Regions from separate parts of the Homo sapiens genome. Here region 1 is linked to region 2. A link is a loop called in an ENCODE intact Hi-C map of the cell type or tissue named here. Cell type or tissue: CD14-positive monocyte. All regions are shown on one strand. Links, peaks and the distances in the headings refer to the core of each region. The heading gives the core; the rest is flanking DNA. Region 1 holds the start of LOC105374134 (a long non-coding RNA gene). Region 2 overlaps GRK7 (G protein-coupled receptor kinase 7).

The links. Peaks named below come from ENCODE experiments on the same cell type or tissue, not always from the same donor. Only the 100,000 strongest peaks of a DNase experiment are listed, where the experiment ranks them.
Region 1: a loop joins it to region 2, with 2.2 times the contacts of the local background. A loop is called at or near these places in 9 of 110 quality-filtered maps.

What each region holds. Positions count from the first base shown.
Region 1 is chr3:141,849,875-141,858,811 of GRCh38, forward strand. It overlaps LOC105374134 (a long non-coding RNA gene), which reads left to right and starts at 1,675. Exons shown (of 3, transcript XR_924551.3): 1 at 1,675-1,791; 2 at 8,543-8,706. In CD14-positive monocyte, for the core only: a CTCF peak has its summit at 5,089 (motif pointing right); DNase peaks (open chromatin) are centred at 1,757, 3,257, 3,617, 4,917 and 1 weaker place; H3K4me3 peaks cover 1,805 bases; H3K27ac peaks cover 3,681 bases.
Region 2 is chr3:141,791,752-141,800,688 of GRCh38, forward strand. The region is part of intron 4 of GRK7 (G protein-coupled receptor kinase 7); the gene reads left to right. Among named protein-coding and RNA genes, the nearest start is that of GRK7, 33 kb to the left of the region's middle. RefSeq lists enhancers at 5,079-5,138, 5,809-5,928. In CD14-positive monocyte, for the core only: no CTCF peak of the experiment used is centred there; DNase peaks (open chromatin) are centred at 4,490, 4,970 and 5,960; H3K4me3 peaks cover 2,337 bases; H3K27ac peaks cover 1,804 bases.

The sequences.
Region 1 (8,937 bases), core at 397-8,396, 58 kb after region 2:
TTATTTCTTGTTCAAATCGCAACCCAAGGCTTGTTGGTGGGGTTGCTCAGGGTCAGCTCAGTCATTCAGGGTCCTGGGCTCTTTCCATGGTGGCTTGGACTGCATTGTTTAATACGGTAGCCACCAGCTACATGTGGTTACTAAACATTGGAAATGTGACTTGAGCAACTAAGAAACTGAATTTTTCATTTTAAAAATTTAAATTTTGGCCGGGCACGGTGGCTCAAGCCTGTAATCCCGGCACTTTGGGAGGCCGAGGCGGGTGGGTCACGAGGTCAGGAGTTTGAGACCAGCCTGGCCAACATGGTGAAACATCGTCTCTACTAAAAATACAATAAAATGAGCCAGGCATGGTGGCAAACACCTGTAATCCCAGCTACTGAGGAGGCTGAGGCAGGAGAATCGATTGAACCTGGGAGGTGGAGGTTGCAGTGAGCTGAGACCATGCCATTGCACTCAAGCCTGGGCGACAGAGTGAGACTCCATCTCCAAAAAAAAATTTAATTTAATATTTTGAAAGTATGTTTGGAACAATTTGGATATGTGCAACTACTTTATGAAGTTAAATACAGATTGGCTGTTCTGCCTATGGAGTAGCTATTCTTTCGTTTCTCTCAATAAACTTGCTTTCACTTTACTATAAAAAAATTAAATACAGATCAATTTTTTGTTGTGATTTTTTAAAGACATGAGGTCTCGCTCTGTGACCTGGGCTGGAGTACAGTGGCGCAATTACAACTCACTGCAGCTCCAACTCCTGGGCTCAAGTGATCCTCCCATCTCAGCCTCCCGAGTAGTTAGGAGTACAGGCTCACATCACCATCCCCAGCTAATTTTTTAAATTTATTTTTGTGGAGATGGGGGTCTCACTATGTTGCTCAGGCTGGTCTTGAACTCTTGGCCTTAAGTGATCCTCCTTGGCCTGCCAAAGAGTTGATATTACAGGTGTGAGCCACCATGACCAGCCCAGATCAAGTATTTTTGACGTAAACTTAACATTTGAATTGATAGGTGCTGTTAAGTGTAAATTACACACTAGATTTCAAAGACTTAATATGAAAAAAAGATACAAAATACCTCACTTATAATTTTTATATTGATAACATGTTGAAATGATATTTTTAATATGCTGGATTAAATAAAATGTACTATTAAAATTAATTTTACCTGTTTTTTGTTTTTGTTTTTGTTTTTGAGACAGGATCTCATTCTGTTGCCCACCCTGGAGTGCAGTGGTGCGATCTCAGCTCACTGCAGCCTCCGCCTCCCAGGTTCAAGTTTTTCTCCTGTCTGTTTCTGAGTAGCTGGGGTTACAGGCATGCACCACCACGCCCGGCTAATTCTTGTATTTTCAGTAGAGACAGGGTTTTGCCATGGTGGTCAGGCTAGTCTCGAACTCCTGACCTCAAGTGATCTGCCCGCCTCTGCCTCCCAAAGTGCTGGGATTACTGGTGTGAGCCACCGTGCCCAGCCATACCTGTTTCTTTTTGCATTTTTAAATATAGCTACTTGAAAATTTAAAATCACATATGTGACTTGGCTTCCATTTCTACTGGACTGCGCTGTTCCAGGGCCTTATAACACTCCATTGCATCCTCTCCATCTGGCTAGCAAATAATGAGAGAGCAAGCAGAGGACTGCAAATCCCTTTGTCCAGAACTCAGTCATGAAGCCATTGTTACAAAGGAGAAGTGCATATGTAGCCTGCCCGGAAAGGAGAGGAAACAGATTTGGTGAGCAATGAGCTGGCCTCCGGCACAGGTCCAGGGTAGAATGACAACATTGTTGGAGGTGAGGTGGTCAAGGCACTGGCAGGCGGGGCATTTGGAAAGACTGTTTGTGAAGTCACCAAGAATCTGAAGTGACAGGGAATGGAACTCTTCAAGGAATTCAGAGCAGTGACCCGAGTCTACAGTTGATTCAACAAAGCTGAATATTTAGTAAATATTCAGATGACAGCTTCAAAGCTGAAAGCTTTGAAGAAGAGAGGAATGGTGGTCTTGAAGCAGCAGTTGGGAGAAATGAGTATACCTCCTTCACCTCCAGGCCAGTGGTCCAAGATGAGTAGGGGAGAGAAGAAAGGCCCCATTTGAAAGGGTGTCTGGGGAAGAAGTGTCCTTATGGAGAATAGGTTTTAGTGCATGACCTTAACCAAGTTATTTAACCATTCTGTTTGAGGTTTCCTTGGTTTAAAATAGGGATAAGAATAACACTTATCTCATAAGGTTGTTGTATTAAATACTGAAATACAGATGCTCCTCAACTTATGATGGGGTTACGTTCCAATAAACTCATGGTAAGGTGAAAATATCATAAGTCGAAAATGCACTTAATACACCTAACATGCAGAACATTGTAACTTAGCCTAGCCTACCTTAAACGCAATCAACATTCTTACATTACCTGCAGCTGAGCAACACAGTTTATGGTGTGGCTGACAGGGACTGGCCCAGCTTGTCAAAAGAGTATCATACTGCTTTCTACTGAACGTATATCACTTTCATGCCATCTTAAAGGTGAACCATTGTCAGGGACCGTCTCTACCTGCAAAATATTTAGCATGTCGAAATGGCTATGTTAAATAATTTCCTGACATTGTACTAAAAGCACGCTGGTTTCTCCTTTGTTTTTTGTTGTTGTTGTTGTTGTTTGTTGTTGTTGTTTTTTGTTTTGAGACAGAGTCTCACTCTGTCATCCAGGCTGGAGTGCAGTGGTGCAATCTCAGCTCACTGCAACCTCCACCTTCCAGGTTCAAGCAATTCTCCTGCCTCAGCTCCCCAAGTAGCTGAGATTACAGGCACGTACCACCACGCCCGCCTAATTTTTTTGTTTGTTTGTTTAGATGGAGTCTTGCTCTGTTGCCCAGGCTGGAGTGCAGTGGCACTATCTCGGCTCACTGCAAGCTCTGCCTCCCGGGTTCATGCCATTCTCCTGCCTCAGCCTCCCAAGTAGCTGGGACTACAGGTGCCCGCCACCACGCCCGGCTAATTTTTTTTTGTATTTTTAGTAGAGACGGGATTTCACGGTGTTGGCCAGGGTATTCTCCATCTCCTGACCTTGTGACCCGCCCGCCTTGGCCTCCCAAAGTGCTAGGATTACAGGCATGTGCCACCGCACCCGGCCCTAATTTTTTGTATTTTTAGTAGAGACGGGGTTTCACCATGTTGGCCACGCTGGTCTTGAACTCCTGACCTCAAATCATCGACCCACCTCAGCCTCCCAAAGTGCTTGGATTACAGGCGTGAGTCACTGTGCCTGGCTTCTCCTTTGTTTCTGTCTTCTTCCTTCGCGTATTAATTTTCCTTTGTGTGTGCCTTCAATCTGGCGTTGCTCTTGGATAAATGAAGCAATTTATTAGCTTTGCCCTTATTCTAGGACATGATGCACTGGCAAAATTCACTGGGTCCATGTAAATTTATGTTGCCACTCAGAAGAAAGTGGTCAGCTTGGATGTAATGTGAAACTGATGTAATCTTAGATAATAGTTTGAGAAAGAAACACACATTTCTTCCTATAAATAGAATACAAATTTCATTTTCAAAAGGAAAAAGCTTTGTGTGTGAAGAGGGAAGTTCTGGAAGGAGGGTGTGGCTACTTTCCAGATTACAGTTGATACAATTGCACAGACTTTTTCTATTGCCTAATAGAGACTTGTCTATGAATGGCAAAATGAGGAATGATCCATTCTTTTACACCATTTCCAGAACAGTGCCCTGAGAATCAACTGCTTCTGTTAACGCTGTCTGTGGTAAGATGTCTACGCAGAAAACCCTAGGAATAACAATTAAGTTAGTGCTCTGTATTACGGTTTGCTTTCCAGAAGTGACACTCCACAAATCCCTCTCAAACCTCACACCAGAAACTCAAGAGCTCACCAGACCTTCCTCTGAAATATGACTGTGCCAGGGGCCTGATGCTGGGCAAAGGGTCGGGCTGGGGAAGGAGGCAGGTGATTCTTCTGTTCGCCATGGCTGGATAAAACCAGCACACCCCAGCCTCTCAGAAAGCTTCATCCTGTGCATAATTTGTAAAAATTGCTTAGTTACTTGGTCTTAGAGAGGGGAAATCTGATGCCTTGTGATGGAAATTTGGAGTTTCCATCCACGCCTGGCCTGCCGAGGAACTCTGCTGAGCAGTGGCTGCACCTGCCAGGTCTGCCTGTTAACCTCACCGGCGCTGCATGTCCGTATTTAAAAATTGGAACTGAATCTACAGCGCTCAAGGCATTTTCAGAACATGAAACATTTTTGATGTAATCATTTTTTAAAAGTTTCTGCAGGGCACAGTGGCTTGCATCTATAATCCCAGCACTTTGGGAGACTGAGGAGGAGGATCACTTGAGCCCAGGAGTTTGAGACCAGCCTGGGCAACATAGTGAGACGCTGTCTCTATGAAAATAAAAATAAAAAATTGTTTTCAAAGTTTCACTTACATGCTGCCTTTTTTTTTTTTTTTTTTTTTTTTTTTTACGGAGTTTCACTCTTGTTGCCCAGGCTGGAGTGCAATGGCATGATCTCGGCTCACTGCAACCTCCACCTCCCAGGTTCAAGCAATTCTCCTGCCTCAGTAGCTAGGATTATAGGCACCCACCACTACACCCGGCTAATTTTTGTATTTTTAGTAGAGATGTGGTTTCACCATGCTGGCCAGGCTGGTCTCGATCTCTTGACCTCAAATGATCTGCCCGCCTCAGCCTCCCAAAGTGTTGGGATTACAGGCGTGAGCCACTGTGCCTGGTCCACATGGTGCTTTATATCATCTTCACGTAGGTTCTCATCAAACCCCTGTAAAGGATGTTTTCTTGTCCTTGTTTTACAGATGAGGGAGTTGAGTCTTAGAGGATGGTGTCTCTCCTAAGGTCACATAGTCACACATAGTCATAGAAAGGCAGCAGAGGCTGGGTCATAAGGACCCTCTGATGTCACATCCTATGCTCTTGTACAACACCCATCCTCTCTTGTAATTAAAAACTAAACCAAACCAAAATGAAATTAAATACTGCTTCCTCATCTAGCTAATTTTGTCACAGAATCACTGTAACCAGTGATTTGGAGTAAATGGCACCTAGTTTCTCCACTGGGAGGCAGCCATAGCCACCAGTGGCTCCTGTGTTCTTCCAGATATATTCTGTGTGTAAAATTTTAGACGTGCACATCTAACGCAAATGCAAGCAAACTGCCCTGTAGGTGGTTTTTTTTCACTTTAGATTTTCTCAATGATTCTTCTGTATTAGTTATCAATAACTTAGAAGAGGGGAGTGGATTTCTGAGCCTGATCCTTACAACTTAAATTCAAGAGCCTAGCCATCATTCCCTCCGCCTTATACTGAAAACACCTACAGTAGTTCTCTATTACTTACAACATCCCATCTAAATGTTTAGCCAGGAATTCAAAGGCATATATAACCTGGCCATAAAACACCGAAGTTTATATTCCTATAATCCTATATAAAACTCTGTCCTCTCCTGCTAGTGCTCCCTATCCCATGGGCTGGGTACCACCCTCCCAACCCCATCTTCATATAATAAATTACCACCCAGTCCTCAAGGCCTTACTCCAACCCCATCTCTTTCAATGTAACTCCCAAGACCTCTACAGCTAGAAGGGCTTCCTTCCTCTTTAGAGTCTCAGTAGTGCTGATCGCTTGATAGTTAATATTTATTGTCAAATTATCTTTTTTTTTTTTCTTTTTTTTTAGACAAGATCTCACTCTGTCACCCAGGCTGGAGTGCAGTGGCCCAATCTTGGCCCACTGCAACCTCCATCTCCTGGACGCAAGTGATGCTCCCACCTCAGGCTACCAAGTAGCTGGGACCACAGGCACATGCCACCACACCCGGCTAATTTTTGTATTTTTTGTAGAGATGGGGTTTCACCATGTTGGCCAGGCTGGTCTCGAATTTCTTTTCTTTTCTCTCTCTTTTTTTTTTTTTTGAGATGGAGTTTCACTCTTGTTGCTCAGGGTGGAGTGCAATGGCCTGATTTCAGCTCACCACAACCTCCACCTCCCGGGTTCAAGCACTTCTCCTGCCTCAGCTTCCCGAGTAGCTGGGATTACAGGCATGTGCCACCATGCCCAGCTAATTTTTGTATTTTTAGTAGAGACGGGGTTTCTCCATGTTGGTCAGGCTGGTCTCGAACCCCCGACTTCAGGTTATCCACCTGCCTCGGCCTCCCAAAGTGCTGAGATTACAGGCATGAGCCACTGCGCCCAACCCTTTTTTTTTTTTTTTGAGACGGAATCTCATTCTGTTGCCCAGGCCAGGGCACAACAGTGCAATCTCGGCTCACTGTAACCTCTGCCTCCAGGGTTCAAGCGATTCTCCTGCCTCAGCCTTTGGGGTAGCTGGGACTACAGGCACGTGCCACCACGCTCGGCTAATTTTTGTATTTTTAGTAGAGATGGGGTTTCACCATGTTGGCCAGGCTGGTCTCAAACTCCTGACCTCAAGTGATCAGCCTGCCTCAGCCTCCCAAAGTGCTGGGATTACAGGCATAAGCCACCGTGTCCGGCCTGGTCTCGAATTTCTGAGCTCAAAAGATCCACCCGCCTTGGCCTCTTTGGTGCTGGGATTACAGGCATAAGCCATCATTCCTAGCCCTATTGTCCCATCATCTTAACAGTAAATATTTGTTAACTCAATGACTATTCCCAAATGGGTTATTTTTATTTTTTAGAGACAATGTCTCATTGTGTTGCCCAGACTGGTCTCAAACTCCTCTGAGCTGAAGTGATTCTCCTGCCTCAGCCTCCTGAGTAGCTGGAACTACAGGTGTGTGCCACCACAGCCTGGCACCAAATAGATTGTTAATCACTGAAGGTGTGCAACTAGTTCTTTATCTGACCTACACAGTGTGTTGGCTTGAAGGGGCATGAGCTGGTGAAGCAGTTTGGCTGTTTAAGTGAACAATGATGATTTTGGGGTGATTCTTTCTAAGAGCTAACATTGCCTGTGGCCCCCTGTTCTTTGGATTGCTACAAGAAGGGACAAATCAGATTTCTGTTGTACACAGTGATGTACTGTGCCGCTCTCAGGCAGACTGTGGCTGTCATCCTGCCTATCTGTCTTATGTTTTCTCCCCTTTTAATCATTTCTAGGGACTTACTGAGTCCAGTGACTTTGGTTCCTGTGCTTTTGTTTCCCCATGTGAAGAATTCTACTAGGATTAATAATTTCATTGGGGAACGGACACGGTGGCTCACACCTGTAATCCCAGCACTTTGGGAGGCCGAGGTGGGCAGATCACGAGGTCAGGAAGTTGAGACCATCCTGGCCAATCTGGTAAAACCCTTCTACTAAAAATACAAAAATTAGCTGGGCATGGTGGCACGTGCCTGTAATCCCAGCTATTCGGGAGGCTGAGGCGAGAGAATTGCTTGAACCAGGGAGTTGGAGGTTGCAGTGAGCCGAGATCGCGCAACTGCACTCCAGCTAAAAAAGAAAAAAAAAATCATTAGGGATATCGTAAGAAAGACTTTGAACATCAAAAAAGAAAAATGATTGTAGTTGATTGAAACACATCAAATCTCCAAAAATCCAAAGTCTATAACAGTAAGAGAAAGCTTGTGTGTCACCATTTGAAACAACTGTTTACTTTGAAAGTGGATAACGAGGGAGAAGTAGGCATTTATCCTGCCTTTGCAGTAGCAACTCTACTGCAGAAACCAAAATAATCCCAGATGACAGGGGAAAACTCTACATTTATACATTTATAGGTTACATTTACATTTATACCGTTACTTTACACTGAAAGAATCATTTGTAGTACCTAAGGAAATTATCAATTCAGGCAAGGATTATCAGTTGACCTTAAAGCTCTAAGAATGGGAAACTGGTTACTGATGCTGTACCAAAGTTATACCACTTGGGTCACTTTCTGGTCATAGGAGATGAAAAACATAACTATATGATGGAGGCCTGGTCTCTTAAAAAAATCAGTGTAATAAGACAGTTAAATAATAATAATAATAATTAAATAGAATATGAGGTTCTGGGTTAGTTCATGATCTGTACAAACCAGCTATAAAGGACATTTGGAAGCCAAATGAAGAAATTTGAGTATGTATTAAGTATTAGATAATATTAAGAAATTGGGCCGGGCATGGTGGCTCGCGCCTGTAATCCCAGCACTTTGGGAGGCCAAGATGGAGGAATCACAAGGTCAGGAGATTGAGACCATCCTGGCTAACACGGTGAAACCCCATCTCTACTAAAAATACAAAAAATTAGCCGGGCATGGTGGCACAAGCCTGTAGTCCCAGCTACTTGAGAGGCTGAGACAAGAGAATCGCTTGAACCCTGGAGGCAGAGGTTGCAGTGAGCTGAGATCGTGCCACTGCACTCCAGCCTGAGCAACAGAGCAAGACTCCGTCTCAAAAAAAATAAAAAAAGAAATAAATGTTAATTTTGTTAGATGTGAAAATGTTATTTTGGCTATATAGGAAGACATTTAACTCTTTAGAAATGCATACTGGAGAATTTAAGACTGTATCAGGAGATTACAAGAGATTTATTTCTCCCTCGCTCCATCACCATCCCAGGTCAGCTGTCACTCTCCTTGTTATCTGCAGTCTGGTGTGCAGGCTGAAGAAACAGCCCTGTGTGGGACACTGCTGGTCTTCTGGTAGAAAGAAAAGAAAGATGATGGAATCACACTGTGATTCAGATTGTGGGCTGCACTTCCACTTACGTTTTATTGGCTAAAGTAAGTCACATGGTAAAGTCTTGTATCAGTGGGGGTAATTTTCCCACAGGGTTGGGCAGTAGGATTATTTAGAAGTCAGTGACAAGGAGGACAAAGCATCTCAAACACTGAGAAATAACAAAATTGTTTATCAGGAAGAAAATTATAATGTTAAATCCAGATGTTAAAAAGCAAGAAAGATTGAAAATGAGTGAACTTAGCTTTCAACTCTAGAAACTAGAAAATAACAAA
Region 2 (8,937 bases), core at 621-8,620:
CCAGCACTTTGGGAGGCCAAGGTGGGCAGATCACTTGAGGTCAGGAGTTTCAGACCAGCCTGGCCAACATGGTGAAAACCTGTATCTACTAAAAATACAAAAATTAGCTGGGTGTGGTGGCGGGCCCCTATAATCCCAGCTACTTGGGAAGCTGAGGTAGGAGAATCGCTTGAACCCGGGAGGCGGAGGTTGTAGTGAGCCGAAATCATGCCATTGCACTCCAGCCTGGGAGACAGAGCGAGACTCCATCTAAAAAAAAAAAAAAAAAAAAAAAATTGAGGGATAGAAGGAAGAGCAGAAAATGGACATGATTCCTGCCTTCATGAAGCTTACAGTCTAGTGGGGAAGATAGAACTTAATAAACATTCAGACTGGGCGTGGTGGCTCATGCCTGTAATCCCAGCACTTTGGGAGGCCGAGGCGGACAGATCACTTGAGGTCAGGAGTTCGAGACCAGCCTGGCCAACCTGGTGAAACCCTGTCTCTACTAAAAATACAAAAAATTAGCCGGGCATTGTAGCACATGCCTGTAGTCCCAGCTACTCGGGAGGCTGAGGCAGGGGAATTGCTTGAACCCAAGAGACGGAGGCTGCAGTGAGTGGAGATCATGCCACTGCACTCCAACCTGGGCAACAGAGCAAGATTTTGTCTCAAAAAAAAAAAAAAAAGGGAACTTAATAATCATTCAAATAAGTATTAAATATCACTTATGATAAATGCTGGGAAGACATGGTACATTGGGCTCTCCAAGGAGGATTTGACTTAATATGTGAAAATCAAAAAGTAAACCACATGGGAAATTCAACTTACATGATACTAGAAGGAAAGGAATTCACTCAGCAAAGAGGTTCCGGTGGTGTCTCAGATTGGGCTCCCTGGAAACAGACTGAGACAGATTTACACATGGAAGATATTGGGGAGCTATGATATTGTGAAATATGTGTTTGGTCTTCATCCCATTTTCTGGCATACAACTCCAAATCTTCAAAGTGAAAAGCATCTTTTTGTATATTAATGAGTTGACTGATGGCTGGCAGCCCCTAGGAAGCTGCAGGATGGAGACTGGTCACCAGAAAAGCCAAGGTAGGATTAGAGGGTTAGGACTTTCAGCCTATCCCCCAATGGCCAATGATTTTATCAATCATGCCTGTGTAATGAAGACTCCATAAAAACCCAAAAGGGCAGGGTTCAGAGAGCTTCCTGATAGCCAATCACGTGGAGGCTTCCAGGAAGATGAACAAGAACACATCCACGTGCTGGGAGTGTGGCTCACCCCAGCTCCATGGGGACAGAAGCTTCTGAACTTGGGACCCTTCCAGACTTGGTCCTGTATGACTCTTCATTTGGCTGCTTATTTGTGTCATTTAAAATATCCCTTATAACAAACCAGAAAACATAAGTGTTTCCCTGCATTCTGTGAGCTGCTGTGGCAAATTAATTGAACCCAAAGAGAGGTTTGTGGGGACCTCAATTTACAGCTGGTGGGTCAGAAGTTTTGAAGGCCTGGACTTGCCACTGGCATTCAAAGCCTAGAGGCAGCCTTGGGGACTGAGCCCTCACCCTGTAGGACCTGGCACTGTCTCCAGGAGATAGTGTCATAATGGATTTGAATTAGAGGACATCCAGCTCGCATCTGCTGCAGAATGGATTGCTGGCTGGTTTGTGTTTTGAGAGTATTGTGGGAGAAACTGAGTTTGTTTCTTCTACTCAGGAGTGCTCTCCTGAGATGCAGCCATGAGGAAGGCAGGACTGGGCAGAGAGAACCTCACCCCTAGTGCGGCAGGCGGTGGGGACTAAGACCTCAGCCATCCTTCAGGGAGCTCTGGAGTTGGGATGACTCTTCTGAGTTGGCCCAAATTGAGGTGGGGTCCAGACTTGTGTATCCCTAAGGATGCAGTCAGTGACTGTGAGTAGCTGCCAGAAGGGGGCGGAAGCCTGGGATGCCATCCCCGCTGCAGAAGGCAGTTCCCAGGGAGGGGTGCAGCTGTGAGCCATCAGCAAGCAGTGGCCCCAGCCAGGCATGGCTGCATAAATTTGGGGGCTCACTGTGAAATAAAAATATAGGGCCTCTTCTTCAAATATCGGGAAAAAGCCTCCTTTCATGCTCTATTTTTCAACCAGCCATAGGGTTTGGATTTGCTATTTAATGTCATACTTCCCCAGGCTCTGGGATACTCAAAGAGTGAGTAGAGACCCTCACAGACACCCAGGGCTCCAACCCACGACTGGACCTGAGGAAGCATGTGCCTGACCCCAGCCCTCCCTGCACCTGAGTCCAGGCCCCTACCAGGCAGAAAGTGGCAATAGTCACTGGGTGAGGGTGGGGGTAGAAGTGGGAGGTGGGGAAGCAGACAGCCATGAACCCATCCCGGGGAGGCAAGCAGGTGGCAGGAGGGGGACTGTGTGAGCTGAGGCTCCAAGTACGGCTCTATTGGCTTATTGGACTTCACTTAAAAGACACAAATTCAAAGATAAATGATTACAAACAGCATTAAACCCCAGTAAAGGTATGCCTCTGAGCACAGGGCCCTGTCCATGGGCACTGGAAACTGGCCTGGCACCAGCAGCTGGAGGGTGGGGGCCAAGAACCTGAAGAGGGGATTGGAGCCAAGTAGCCCCCACAGGTGGGGAAGAGCATTTCAGGCCATGGGAATAGTCTGGGCAAGTATCTCTTGCTTTAGGGGAAATGAAAAGGAAGCCAGGAAATGAAAAGCACATCGTAAGAGGAAATGTGGTTCAAATGAAGATGGAGAGGTGGCAGGGGCCAGACGGAACCTGGCATTATGGGCCATGTTAAGGACTTTGGGTGATCGTCTCTGATCACTGGAAAAGCTGTGGCAGGGTTTCATGAAGGGGACAACATGTTTCAAATTTTGTTTTGAAAAGATTACCCCAGGTGAAGTGAAACAGATTGGAGGAGATTCAGGTAGTTTGTGGTCTTTGTAATCCAGGTAAGAGGTGATGGGGCTCAGACCACAGAGGGAGTAGTGGAGACAGAACGCAGTGGATGAATTGGGGCGATATAATATTTCAGAGTGAATAGGCCTCAGTGATGGTTTGGATACGGGGTTAAGGGAGATGGGGTGTCAAGAATGATTTGTTAGATAAGGCTGTGTCACAAGCACAGACTTAGACCCTGAGTACTAAACAGGGAACCAGGCAAACAAAGACCCTGAATACTAAACAGGGAACCAGGCAAACAAATGCCTGCCTTCATGAAGTTCCAGGAGAGGAAAGGGATGGACAAGGACATGGGCAGTGATAATACGGTGTGATCAGGGTTGTCTGAGCTGGGTACATAGGAAGGGCACCCAGCCCAACATGAGGACCTGGAGTCACAGGGTCAGGAAGGGCTTCCAAGGGGAAGGGACAACCAAGCTAAGACTTAAAAGACATGAAGCCAGACAGGTAAAGAGGAAGGAGCATGCGCTAGGTAAAGGGATCAGCAGAGCTCAATAGTCCTCAATGGCGGGTGATTGTGCCAAACTTCCTGGGGATACTTGGCAATGTCTGGAGACAGTTTTGGTTGTCATGACTGGGGAACTGCTACCAGCATCTAGTGGGTAGAGGCAGGGATACTGCCAAACATCTTACAATGAATAGCACAGCCCCCAACACAAAGCATATTCAGCCCACAACATCCACAGTGCCACACTTGAAAACCCTGGCATAAAGGCCTCGCAGCACAAGGCCTGAGGCTCAGTCGCAGAACAGAGTGGCTTTGCAGCTGGCTGCAGTGTGGAGTCATGAGGTGGGAGGGGTGACTAACGATACAACTAGAGAGTTTAGCAGACACCAGGCCCTAGGGGCTGGAGGAGTTGCACAAGGGGAGTTTGAACCTATTGGCAAGGGTGCTGGGGAACCGATGAAAGGTTTTTAGCAGGGAAGTGACAAAATCAATCTTGGGGCCAGGTGTGGTGGCTAATGCCTGTAATCTCAGCATTTTGGGAGGCCAAGGCACAAGGATTACTTGAGCCTAGCAGATGGAGACCAGCCTGGGCAACAAAGCGAGACTCTGCTCTATGTTAAAAAAAAAAAATAGCCTTGGAATTACATCAAAGAGAAGGAGTTAGAATGAGCACAGAAAGGCTGGGAGGGAAGCAGAGGACTCAGGGAACTGTGGGCTTGCACATTGTCTAATGGAGTCACGGGAATAAGGAGAGGCTGGGCCAGGGGGTCTGCAGGATGCGGCAGGAGGGGGCTGTCATGTGACATGATACAGTTCAGGGACCTAATGGTTGCCGTGTCATCTAATCTAATATAGACACATGTTAGAAGCTCAGAGCATTCATTTAGATCATGCGCAGCTGATGAAATATAGTCCTGCAGGTCAAGGAGAAAGGAGCTTGAGCATTTGAATCCTGGTTCTGCCACTTACTCTGGCTGCTGTGTACAGATGTGCAGGCTGACTCCCTGCATGGGAGAGTGGGGGCTGACGTCACATGGGAGGCTGGTTTGCTCCACGCACCAAGACATTTGGAGTGCCTTCTAATTGGCACAAATGTACTCATGGGTTGGCCACAGCCCTGCACATGATCTTACACAAGTCAGACTGCTTCTCTGAGCCTGCTTAATACTGCCTGCCTTTAGCGTTGATGAGAAGATTAAGAAACAAAGTAGATAAATGCCTAGCCGAGGGTCAGCCACTTGGTAGGCACTCAAGAAATGATTGTACAAGAAGCTCCAGACCTTCAGTCACAATCCCCGCTGTTGCAATTGTTTCTGCCTCACCTGACAGGCACTGTAGTTGCTCAGGTGACCTCTGCAGCTGTGCTTTGTTCTCTGCGAGGCACAGGGAGCCAGCGGGACCCCAAGGCTGCAGCAGTGGGCAGTGGGTGAGCAGCTTGCATCTGGGTTGAGCCAAGCAGACACTCACAGTTGTCTTGCTTCCTCACAGCTGTGTGGGGTTTCATTTGTGGTTTTCTTCTGAGCATCTTAGAGGCACCGTGGAAAGTATGCCTCAGCCTGCTGCCAGAGAGATTCATAGCACATGAAACCACTGAAGAACACGCTCAAGTGAAAGAACGGGAACTATTGATCTCTGACCATGTGCCAGGCCCTGCCTTTCAGTCTGATGGAGTCTTGTGTAGCTGTCCTGCCTGAGACAACCAGAACCCAGGCATGGTAACAACAGCCGCTAATACATACTGTGGTAGCAGGCCTGCTGTGCGCCAGGTTTTGGGTCGACACCCAATCTGTTTTATCGTTTTAATCTTCGTCACAGTCCCATAAGGCAAGAACTGTTGAGGCTCAGAGGGGTTGAGTAAGCGGCTGTGGGTGACCGGCTTATAACTGGTAGAGCTGGGATCTGAACTACAGCAAACCAACGCCAGTGTGGGAGCCATTTCACCCCAGACTCTATGCCTGCAAAAAGTGTTATTGTGACGACCCCTCTTTTGGGCTCCCTGTGTGGGCTCTGTGAAATGGGTGTCCTTCCAGGGGTGTCAGGGAGAGCAGGAAGCCGCCTCTGATGGGATGCGCCCTCCCCGCCCAGGAAGTGGCGGCAGAAAGCGAGCCCTGAGAAGCCAGGGGCAGGAGCGGCCTCCGCGCGACACTGCGGCGCTCCTGATTCTGCGGCCTGGGGCCGAGCATGCGGGGCGGGCGGAGCCTCGAGCTAAGTCCCCTGGGGTCCCAGGGCCGCATTCCTCCGAGGTCTGCAAAGGCCACTGCTTAAAGGCGCAGAGGAGCAGCTGGGAACGAGAACAAAGCGGCCAGGCCCCCCTCGGAGGAAGGAAGGAGAGAGCCCCAGGAAACAGCTGATAGCGCTAAGCTCAGCTTGTTTTTTTCCTCTGCTCAACAGTTCTCCTGCCACGGCAAACAAAACATGTACATTCTGATTCCCTCTTCTGTTTGGATTGTGCTGTCGACTGGATCTGGTTTGTGATGAGCTGGGGGAAGAGGCATCCGCGGGCGATTTCTGGCTCGGCGTGCCAGTGTGCTTTTGCTGGGCCGCGCCGGGATCGCGGAGCTTCCTCTCCGGCTCCTTTCTCCCCGTCTGCGTCGCTAATCCAGCCTGGCCCGGCCACCCCAAGGGAAGACACGGCCGTTTCTTTTGATAGTGGAATTGGAGGTTGCCAAGTTTTCAGATTTAATGGGAGGTGGAGGGTTGCTCGTGTCCTTGACCTTGAAGGACCTGCGCACACTCATACTTTTTCATGGACTTGTAAAACTGTTAAGAGGTGAACTGTGCCCTCTCAGCTCCACCAGAAGCCCCTCCATGTTCTCTGCACTGCGAAGGTCACAGTCTGGTTCCTGGTTGTCCAGAGCCACACTGGGACTCTGTCCAGGGCCAGCCTGGGCCCTGCCAGTTCGGTTCAGAGTGACAGCTACAGGGTCAATGGAAGAGGCCAGCACCCAACAGCAAGAACAATGTAGGGGGTATCTGGACGGGCTTGGGATCTTAATCACACCTTAAGGTGTCTACCTTCCCCAATGTCTGGACACCTGTTGGTGACAGGTGGCCCTGATGGGACTAAGCTTGAGATTACTGTACTAGAAGGACTTCCCGCTGCCCCTGAGGGGATGGGGGAGGGGCACTGGCACTGCCAGGCGTGCTAAACCCCGTGAGGTCTGTTGTTCGATGTCGCCCAATGCTGGGTATACTTGGTTTTTGCCTGACCAGGTGTTGACTGTGTGGGTCTGGAAAGGGCACCATAAAACCCAAAGTAAAATAAGGTAAAACCCAGAAAAGGATAAAACACATACACACACACACACCCACACACCCCTCCACTAAGAGGTGCTGATACTCGGGCAATCCCTACAGCCCTGGGCATGGCGGTTCTGGTCACATGCACTGAAGGAGACGGTTCTGATGCTGCTGAGACAGAGGCGCAGGGCCCTGTGTAACTGCAGGAGTTAAACCCAGCTGTAAGAGGTCAGCGTGGTTGGACCTGCTCCACGCTGCTTGGCGCGTTCTCTCCTCCCACCCTACTCTGAGGAGGCAGTTCACATGCAGAAGACAAATGGCATAAAGGGCAGGCAATTAATTTTTTCAGCTGGAGGCTGCAATGGAATGTGGGTGCTTAAAGTCTGGCGTGCGCCTCTAATTCCATTCTCCTCAGTGAAATACCTCCGCTCTTCAAGGAGGTGGTGCCCTTCAAAGCTCCATGGCTGACATTTTCTGTCTTTAGGACCAAGAGGTGAATTTAGTCCTGAAAATTATTTGGAATGAATCTAAGGCCTTCCTGCACGCTGTCTCATGCTCTTTCCACTACACCAGGGGGTCTACAGTGCTGTAAAGATGGCAGGCCAATTCTTTACTTATTTCCTTGGGGAGGTGGTTGCAGAGCATGGCCCAGGGTCTGGTCCCATCTCCCAGAACCCTCTGCTGTGTGGAGCAGCCGAGCCAGCCTGAAACAGGCAAAAAATGGAGAATTCACTGGGATAAGGGGAAGGGAAACATCTTTAGCAAGAATGCTAAAGATCAAGGACTTAGTACTGGGCAAATGGGGAGAGGGAAGAAGGGGACTCTACAAGGGAGAAAAGAAATCCTGAAGGGAACTTGGAGGGGTAAGAAAAAGTCACTTCACCTACTTCTATAGAGGCGGAATAATGTAGTAGTGAAAAGCGCAGGCCAGGGCAGGCATGGTGGGTCACGCCTGTAATCCCAGCCCTTTGGGAGGCTGTGGCGGATGGATCACAGGAGGTCGGGAGTTCGAGACCAGCCTAGCTAACATGGTGAAACCCTGTCTCTACTAAAAATACAAAATTAGCCGGGCGTGGTGGTGAGCGCCTGTAATCCCAGCTACTCAGGAGGCTGAGGCAGGAGAATCACTTGAACCTGGGAGGTGGAGGTTGCAGTGAGCCAAGATCATGCCACTGCACTCCAGTCTGGGTGATAGAGTGAGGCTCGGTCTAAAAAAAAAAAACAAGGTGCAGCCTGTGTGTGATTCTTAGGTTGGTGATCTTAGGCAAGATTTAACCTCTCTATGGTTCAGTTTCCTAATCTGCAAAATGGACGCTATCTCATAGGGTTACTATGGAGATCAAATGAGGAATTCACATAAAGCACTACAGAAAATATTTAGCATGGAATAAGCACTCAATAATGTTTTCCATTATTATTTCCAATTTTTCTCTCAGCATGTGTTTCACAATCCTTTGTTCATGGCAAGGTATGTTGTCCACTTTCACCCTACACCTTCTACCGAGCAACTTAGGTTTATCCAGTATCCTCATTAGTAACTTTAATCCTTAATGTCACTCACCTTTGAAATGTGCTCATTGGACGGGTGCCACACAGAGCAAGCTCGCAATAAATGTTGCTGAATAGAACTTACTGACTGCCACTGACTTAACTTCGTTTGGATGTTGTTTATAGTCTCTTTATGCCTCTGCCACCCCAGCAGAGTCATAAAGAACCAGACAGAAGCAGGACCCAAGAACATGAGGCCCAAAGGAGAGCTGTGGGAAGTGAAATACTATATTCAGGGAGACCCTCAGCTCCTTCCCATCTCAGTTCCCCAAATGAGAGCAAGCAGGCTGATACTTCTCAGGTGGGGTATGGAGATATCCCACCTGATCCCTCTTGTCAGTTGATAAGCTGGACTCCACATAGCTTATAGTCAGCTTTTTGGTGCTTCACTCTTAAATATGAATGACTAGACAAAGATCAATTGTCATTTGTAAAAAAAAAAAAAAAAAAAAAAAAACTCTTCAAAATGAAAGACAGAACCAAAACAATCAGAGGAAAAGAACTTGTAGAAAACAAGAACGATGCAGGGAATAGAAGAGACTATTTTTTAAAACTTGTAATTATTATCTTTTGAGATTAAAGAGAAGATAAGGCCTCCATGAAACAAGAACAAATGCTGTAAATCAAGGAACATTCAGAGAACAACAAGGACATTTGGAAATAAAAAATATGTAAATACATTTGCAGAAAAACATGGACAAATCTTAAAGATATGTTAAATACAATAAGTCAGACATGAA